2 separate regions of the Homo sapiens genome follow, and region 1 is linked to region 2. Evidence: read pairs that join two places in POLR2A ChIA-PET (ENCODE). Cell type or tissue: HepG2. All regions are shown on one strand. Region 1 overlaps DOK4 (docking protein 4). Region 2 has its middle 17 kb from the start of CCL17.

Region 1 (4,000 bases), 58 kb before region 2:
TCACAAGGTCAGGAGATCGAGACCATCCTGGCTAACACGGTGAAACCCCGTCTTTACTAAAAATATGAAACAATTAGCCGGGTATGGTGGTGGGCTCCTGTAGTCCCAGCTACTCGGGAGGCTGAGGAAGGAGAATGGCGTGAACCCGGGAGGCGGAGCTTGCAATGAGCCGAGATTGGGCCACTGCACTCCAGCCTGGGCAATAGAGTGAGACTCCGTCTCAAAAAAAAAAAAAAAAAAAAACAAAAGCCCCATCTCTACAAACAAGTTTTTAAAAATTAGCTGGGCATGGTGGTATGTACCTGCGGTCCCAGCTATTCAGGAGGCTGAGGTGGGTGGATCACTTGAGCCTGGGTGGTTGAGGCTGCCGTAAGCCGTGATGGCACCCCTGCACTCCAGCCTGGGTGACAGAGCAGGACACTGTCTCAAAAGAAGAAAAAGAAGGCCGGGCGCAGTGGCTCACGCCTGTAATCCCAGCACTTTGGGAGGCCGAGGCGGGCGGATCATGAGGTCAGGAGATCGAGACCATCCTGGCTAACACGGTGAAACCCCGTCTCTACTAAAAATACCGAAAATTAGCCGAGCATGGTGGTGGGAGCCTGTAGTTCCAGCTACTCGGGAAGCCGAGGCAGGAGAATGGCGTGAACCCAGGAGGCAGAGGTTGCAGTGAGCCGAGATCGCGCCGCTGCACTCCAGCCTGGGCGACAGAGGGAGACTCCGTCTCAAAAAAGAAAAAGAAAAAGAAAAAGGGTAGAAGCTCTGTGTCCCAAGTGGGCAAGCAGGTGCCTCATGAATTCATTTCCTCATTTAAAGTAGGTAGATTTATTCTCATTTTTTTCCAATGGGGAAATTAAGGCACAGGGTCTTAAGCGGCTTGCCCAGGACCACACAGCCAGCTGGATTCACACTCCGGGCTGTGCTATGTCTGAGCTATGTTGGATGAACCTGGGGGTCCAGTGGCTTCCTGTAGGCGTGTTCTGACTGGGGGCTTCCACACTGTAGACCCACAGCCAGTGGTCAGCCTGCTAATCATCTTGGAGAGGAACTCCTGAGCTGGTCCTTGCTCTGAGGAGAAGGCAGCCCCAGAGGCAGGCGGTGAAGACAGAGCTGAGAAAATTGACCCATCTCTGGCTGCCAGAGCCCAGGTGTAGCAGAGCTGTTGGGGATCAGTTGCCAGTGAGGGGACCCCAGACCAGACCTTATAGGAGGAATGTAGACTGCCTAACTGTGGGAGGTTCTTGGACCCCAGGGAGCTGGGATAGAGGCAGTGAATGGGCAGGAGTGGAATTGAGGGGCTATCAGGGTGCAAGTGGGATAGGGGCGCATTACCGTCTCTGCCCCTCCCTTGTTTGCGTGTGCCCACTGGGGTAGTCCCATCTGTGCGTGTGCCCACTGGGGTAGTCCCATCTGTTCCTTGTTAGGCACTCAACAGACAGGCCTCCAGGACATTAATTAATGCCAAGCTGCTGGCACAACCAGCAGCATGCCTGTCCCAGGGCCCCGTTCTGGCAGCACAGATACCCAGCTGACCCCAGAAATGCTGCTCCGTTCCCACCCGCTGATCCTGAAGACACAGGGGCCACATTGCTGGCATAACCCTGCCCCCGAGGATGGATGGCAGGGAAGGCTTAGGTGGTGGCAGGCAGCCAGAGACGGCAGCAGGATGTTCCCCCCACAGACTGGTCTCCATCACCACCCTGGACCTTCTCCTTCATCCCTGGCTCTGCCCCAGGCCTGCTGTGTGACCTTAGTCATGTAGCTTACCCTCTCTGGGCAACTTTTCTTTCTCCATCTATAAAATGAAGGGGTTAGACTGGGTCAACACTGAGCCTCCCCCTGAGTCTGAGTCTTTGTTGTCTGTAGATCTGCCTGATTTGGGGTGGCTCTGCTGGTACTCCCACTTCCTGCTCCATATCTACCTCCCCTTGGTATCCCACATTGTCTCCTGCATGTCTTGTTGCCCCAGGGCCCTGACTGGTACTCCTATAATTAACTCCTGCCCATGCTCAGGACATGGAGGGCCTGCTTGGCTTGGCCAGACCCAGTGGCCTGTTGGGGCCCGGGCCCCACCCTCACGGACTGGCCAGCGTTCCCAACCCCAGGGCCAGGGCAAGGCGTCTGCTCCCACAGTGGCTACCTCCAGCCGGCCCAGCACATTCCTCAGGCTTATCTGGAGGCCCGCCCCACTGGACTCTGCCCTCCCACCCAGGAAGCAGCACCCAGAGCTGCGTGCGGAAGAGTTGCAGGGCCTGGGAACAGGCCCTGCGTGAGCTCGAGGTAGTGATTCTTAGCCTGGGGCTGGAGAGAAACAGGTAGAGGACCGGGTGGGGCAGGAGGGTAGAGGGGTTTGTGGGGGCTGCTGAGCTGACCAGGCAAATTGTCTTTAACATTGCAGAGCATGGGGTTCACTCAGACACGCAGGGGTCATCTCCTGCGACCCTCCTCCTCCATCTCTGGGAAGCGCTTCCCTGCTACCCCTGGGAGCTCTTGTACCCAGGAAGGGGCTTTTGCTCTTGGCAAGTTGACCTAAATTTGCACCAGAGTTATCACAGTTGATGGGGCCACGATCCCAAAGTGCTGAGGGACAGCAGCTCCCTGCCACTTCCCTTCCTGGGTCCCCACCTCCACAGTAGGAGCCAGAGCCAGTCCTCCCAGGAAGGGGTTAACTGCCAGCCCCAGCCGTGAGGGAGGGGACTGGGCTGGACCATTTTCCTCACTGCCGCCTCCACCTCGGTTTTCCTGAATGGTTCTGTCGTCCTGGGGTGGGGAGGGAAGGGAAGGAAGAAGGGCGGGAGGAAGGAGGGAGGGAAGAGGGAGAGAGGAGGAGTGTGGGAAGAGGAAGGAAAAAAGAGAGCGAGACAGCGAGAGGAAGAGAAAGATGTCACTGTCTCTAATCTCCCTGTCATTTTTATTTCCAGCAGGCGCGGGGCGAAGGAGCTGCTAGAACAATGCTGAGGCGGGTGAGGTGAGGAGCAGCCCCTCGCGGCAGCCCCGACAGAGTGTCTGGAACAGGTGATTGGAGGAGCCGGAGACCCAGGCACCTGGGCATCCTTCCCCTCGCCTCTGCCAGGCCCCGCGCCCCTAAAAGGTGGGAAAACCATGGCGACCAATTTCAGTGACATCGTCAAGCAAGGCTACGTGAAGATGAAGAGCAGGAAGCTCGGGGTGAGTGACCCTGAGCTGCGGAGGGGCCCTGCCAAGGGATGGGGGCCCGAGGACTCGGTCCCAGGCTTGGAGGCATGGCGCGTGGGGCACGCGGCTGCCCTCCGGCTGCCGGGCATCGTGCATCTGTGGTCTCGGGGCTCCTCGCCAGCGTGCTGCCTGGCATGTGCCTGGGCTGGGTTCTGCCTGCTGCAGCCCCCGCCCCAGAGGGCTGGCTGGCATCCCAACAGCTGGGCCAGTGGTGGTGGTAGTGGCAGCAATGGTGGCCACCGATGGGCAGGCGGCTCCCCTGCTATTGTTGAAGTTGTCACCACAGCAGCAGCAGGGGCGGCTGGCAAGGCCGGGCTGTGTCTGAGCTGAGAAGCAGCGTCTCACTTCCCCTGGCCTCCTCTCCCTTCCGTTTGCCCCCCACCCCCGGCCTCCCCTCACCTCTCCTGGCCTCTTTTCTTTTAGGTCATCCTCTCCCCTTGCTTCTGACTGCTTTCCGTGTGCAGATATTTAGTAAATTTTTGGTTGTCGAGTTTAATGTTAAAGAAGTGTTTGAAAAGGGGAGTGGTTGGCTGGGCGAGACGGGGTGGTGTGAGGCACTGAAGCTGATATTTATGTGGTTTCCAAATGAGAACTTTGGGCAGAATGGTCCAGTGCTCTGGGACAGGCTGCTTCCCTCCAAGTTGTTGGTGGGTGACTCTGTGCTTGCTTGGTGCTTGGCCCTGAACTGGGGGCTTGGAGGGGCTACAGAGAAGAGGTCTTACTGGGCATGCATCCTGTCCTACCCTCTGTAGACCCCCAACTGGTGAAGACCCCCTAGAAGACAGGAGCAGAGGGGATCAACTTCATG
Region 2 (4,000 bases):
CGCCCAGGTCGGACTGCGGACTGCAGTGGCGCAATCTCGGCTCACTGCAAGCTCCGCTTCCCGGGTTCACGCCATTCTCCTGCCTCAGCCTCCCGAGTAGCTGGGACTACAGGCGCCCGCCACCGCGCCCGGCTAATTTTTTGTATTTTTTAGTAGAGACGGGGTTTCACCATGTTAGCCAGGCTGGTCTTGAACTCCTGACCTCAGGTGATCCACTCGCCTCAGCCTCCCAAAGTGCTGGGATTAACAGGCGTGAGCCACCACGCCCGACCAGTGGATTTGTATTTCTAAGAAACTTCATTGAAAAAACCTGAAAACCTCTCACATGAAACCCTGGGTCTTAAGAAGAATACTGCTAGCCCAGGACAAAGTCCTGCTTCTCCCCGACACGAACCTCTGTGGAACACTTGACCCCGTTATCATCTCATGCAAAATTTTTAAAGTGGAACTAGTACGGCATCTATATATATAAAGCTGCCTCAGAATAATAGTAACAGAGGGAGAAGGTTGTCACAGAGCAGGTGAATACTGTTTGTGACCAAAATTTTTGCTACAAATTACACAAATGTATAAAATAGCTTTGTGCTAAGTAGGGGTGGGGATGGGGCAGCTCTTGGGTGGCTCTTACTTCACCCCTCTCGGGGAAAGCAGGGACAGAAGCCCCCACTCAGCCCTCAGTGACTTCAGATCTCACCTTCAGTGGTCACTCCTGGTGGTCAAGCTGGTGGTCTGGTCATTGGTTACCCGTGGCCCACCATCCAGCATGAGGCTTTCACCTCTGCAAACCTCTGTGCTGATCTGGAGACTGCGTTCAGACTCAGCTGGGTTAGAATGCTCCTTTCTTTCCTTCCTTCTTTCCTCCCTTCCTTCCCCTCCCTCACTCCTTCCCTCTCTTCCTTCCTTCCCCTCCTTCCCTCCCTCCCTTCCCCTCCCTCACTCCTTCCCTCTCTTCCTTCCTTCCCCTCCTTCCCTCCCTCCCTCCTTCATTGCTTCCCCTCCCTCCCTTCCTCCCCCTCCCTCCCTCCCTTCCCTCCCACCATCCATCCTTCCTTCCTTCTCCTCTTCCCTTCCTTCCCCTTTCTTCCTTTTCCTTCCTTCCCTTCCTTCCTTCCTCTCTCCATCCCTTCCCCTCCCTCCCTCCCTTTCCTCCTTCCTCCCTCCCTCCCTCCCTTCCTTCCTCCCTCCCTCCCTTCCTTCCTTTCCTCCTTCCTTCCTTCCTTTTTGATTTTCTATTATTACTTAAACATTTTTTCTCTTAAATCATGAAAGATTTCAAATACAGAGAATTTCCAATAGACAACTAGCTTTGCTGTGTGTGATTCTGATCACTCCTTTTTTTCGTACACAAGTGATACAGCAGTGGCAAAATCCCTTCGCTGTCCTCCCAGAGGACTCCTTTGTCCTGAGCTGATATATGTCTCATCCAAGCCTGCTACTCTACAGAAAAGTGAATATTGAATATGTCTTTTTTATGAAATTCACATAACATAAAATGAACGATTTAAAATAAACAATTCAGCAGCATTTGGTACATTCACAGTGTGGTGCAACCACCACCTCTATCTAGTTCCAAAATGTTTTCATTGCCCTGAAAGGAAACCCCATCCCCAGTAAGCAGTCCCTTCCGGTCTTCCTCTCCCACCATCTCTGGTCACCACCAGTGGGCGTTCTGACTCCATGGAGTTACTTCTGACATTTCATATGAATGAAATTATACACTGTGTGACCTTCTGCGTTTGGCTTCTTTAGCTTAACAGAGTGTTTCGAGCTTCACCCATATCGTAGGGCGTATCCATGCAGAAAAATCTTCCTTATATGGTTAGACCACTTTTGTTTATCCATTCAGCTGTTGATAGGCCTTGGGCTGTTTCCAGCTTTGTGCTGTAGTAAATATCCCACCATGAACATGTATGTGCAAGGACTTAACAAGTCCTTTGAAAGCTGATTTTTGGCTGTGACAGTTTCTCAGACTTTCCTTGTTTTGGATGAGCTTGATCATTTTGAGGAGTACTGGTCAGGGTTGGTTGGTTGGTTTGTTTTGAGACAGAGTCTCACTCTGTTGCCCAGGCTGGAGTGCAGTGGACTGATCTGGGCTCACTGCAGCCTCTACCTCCCAGGTTCAAGCAATCCCCCTGCCTCGGCCTCCCAAGTAGCTGGGATTACAGGCATGCACCACCATGCCCAGCTAATTTTTGTATTTTTAGTACTGTCAGAGTTTCACCCTGTTGGCCAGGCTGGTCTTGAACTCCTGACCTCAAGTGATCCGCCTGCCTCGGCCCCTCAAAGTGCTGGGATTACAGGTGTGAGCCACCATGCTTGGCTGAAGGCTGGCTTCTTAAAGCCCTGATCCCTTTGCTCGTCTGAGTATTTCACCCCCGTGGTTGCCATGCTGGCTTTGGAGAAGGGCACAGGGAATATCCAGGTGATGGCAGTTCAATTATGAGGAAATGGCAGGTTTTCTTTTCTTTCTTTTCTTTTCTTTTTCTTTTTTTTTTTTTTGAGACAGAGTCTCACTCTCACTCTGTCACCCAGGCTGGAGTGCAATGGCGTGATCTCGGCTCACTGCAACCTCTGCCTCCCGAGTTCAAGTGATTCTCCTGCCTCAGCCTCCCGAGTAGCTGGGATTACAGGCACGCGCCACCATGCCTGGCTAATTTTTGTATTTTTAGTAGAGACGGGGTTTCACCATGTTGGTCACACTGGTCTCGATCGCTTGACCTCATGATTGTGAGCCACTGCGTCCGACCAGAAACGGCAGGTTTTCTAAGACTGTGGTCCGCTAAGGGCGATGTGAGAGGTAGAGGAGTAGCCATATTGGCACATCCCCAAACAGGTGAGAGAAGGTCCAGTTCCATTGCTTCATGGAGAAATAGGCTCAGGCAGGTGAGGCTCAGGCAGGTGAGGCGCATGTGTCCAGGTCCGACGGCCAGTCAGTGGCAAAGCAGAGACTCCAAACAGGTCCCTGACCCTTTGTGTTAAAATGTACTTTCGAAGATAAACTTTTTTTAGCTCCCACATATGAGTGAGAACATGAGATATTTGTCTTTCTGTGCCTGGCTTATTTCACTTAACATAATGACTGTCCATCCATTTTGCTGCAAATGACAGGATTTCCTTCTTTTTTTATGGCTGAATCGTACTCTGTTGTGTACATGTACCAAATTTATTTATTTATTACTCCATTGATGGACACGGGTTGATTTCATATTTTGGCTATTGTGAATAGTGCTGCAATAAACATGGGGGTGCAGGTATCCCTTTGATATATTGATTTCCTTTCCTTTGGATAAATACCCAGTAGTAGGATTGCTGGATCATATGGTAGTTCTATTTAGGGGAGAGGGGTGATGGGGAGAGATTGGTTAATGGGTACAAACAAACAGCTGGATAGAAGGAATAATTTCCAGTGTTCGATTGCACAGTAGGGTGACTATAGTAAACAATTTATTGTGTATTTCTTTTTTCTTTCTTTCTTTTCTTCCTTCCTTCCTTCCTTCCTTTCTTTTTCTTTCTTTCTTTCTTTCTTTGAGATGGAGTTTCACTCTTATCGCCCAGGCTGGAGTGCAATGGTGCAATCTTGGCTCACTGCAACCTCTCCCGGGTTCAAGCGATTCTCCTGCCTCAGCCTCCCGAGTAGCTAGGATTACAGGTGCCAGCCACCACATCCAGCTAATTTTTTTGTATTTTTAGTAAAGATGGGGTTTCATCATGTTGGCCAAGCTGGTCTAGAACTCCTGACCTCAGGTGATCTACCTACTTTGGCCTCCCAAAGTGCTAGGATTACAGGCGTGAGCCACCATGCCCAGCCTTTTTTTTCTTTTTGAGACAGGGTCTCCCTCTGTAACCCCGGCTGGAGTGCAGTGGCACCATCACAGTTCACTGCAGCCTTGACCTGCTGTGCTCAAGTGATCCTCCCACCTCAGCCTCCTGAGTAGCTGGCAGCACAGGCGCATGCTACCATGCCTGGCTAATTTGTGCATTTCGTAAAGACTGAGTCTCA

The links. ChIA-PET counts read pairs that join two places held together with the same protein. Peaks named below come from ENCODE experiments on the same cell type or tissue, not always from the same donor. Only the 100,000 strongest peaks of a DNase experiment are listed, where the experiment ranks them.
Region 1: POLR2A ChIA-PET joins it to region 2 with 5 read pairs; 6 of 35 experiments call an interaction of 5 or more read pairs at or near these places.

What each region holds. Positions count from the first base shown.
Region 1 is chr16:57,478,607-57,482,606 of GRCh38, reverse strand. DOK4 (docking protein 4) reads left to right here. Exons shown (of 9, transcript NM_018110.5): 2 at 2,919-3,165. The coding sequence starts at 3,100. Among named protein-coding and RNA genes, the nearest start is that of DOK4, 5.9 kb to the left of the region's middle. In HepG2, no CTCF peak of the experiment used is centred here; DNase peaks (open chromatin) are centred at 2,186 and 2,686; H3K4me3 peaks cover 1,053 bases.
Region 2 is chr16:57,420,200-57,424,199 of GRCh38, reverse strand. No RefSeq gene overlaps it. Among named protein-coding and RNA genes, the nearest start is that of CCL17, 17 kb to the right of the region's middle. In HepG2, a CTCF peak has its summit at 1,669; a DNase peak (open chromatin) is centred at 1,669.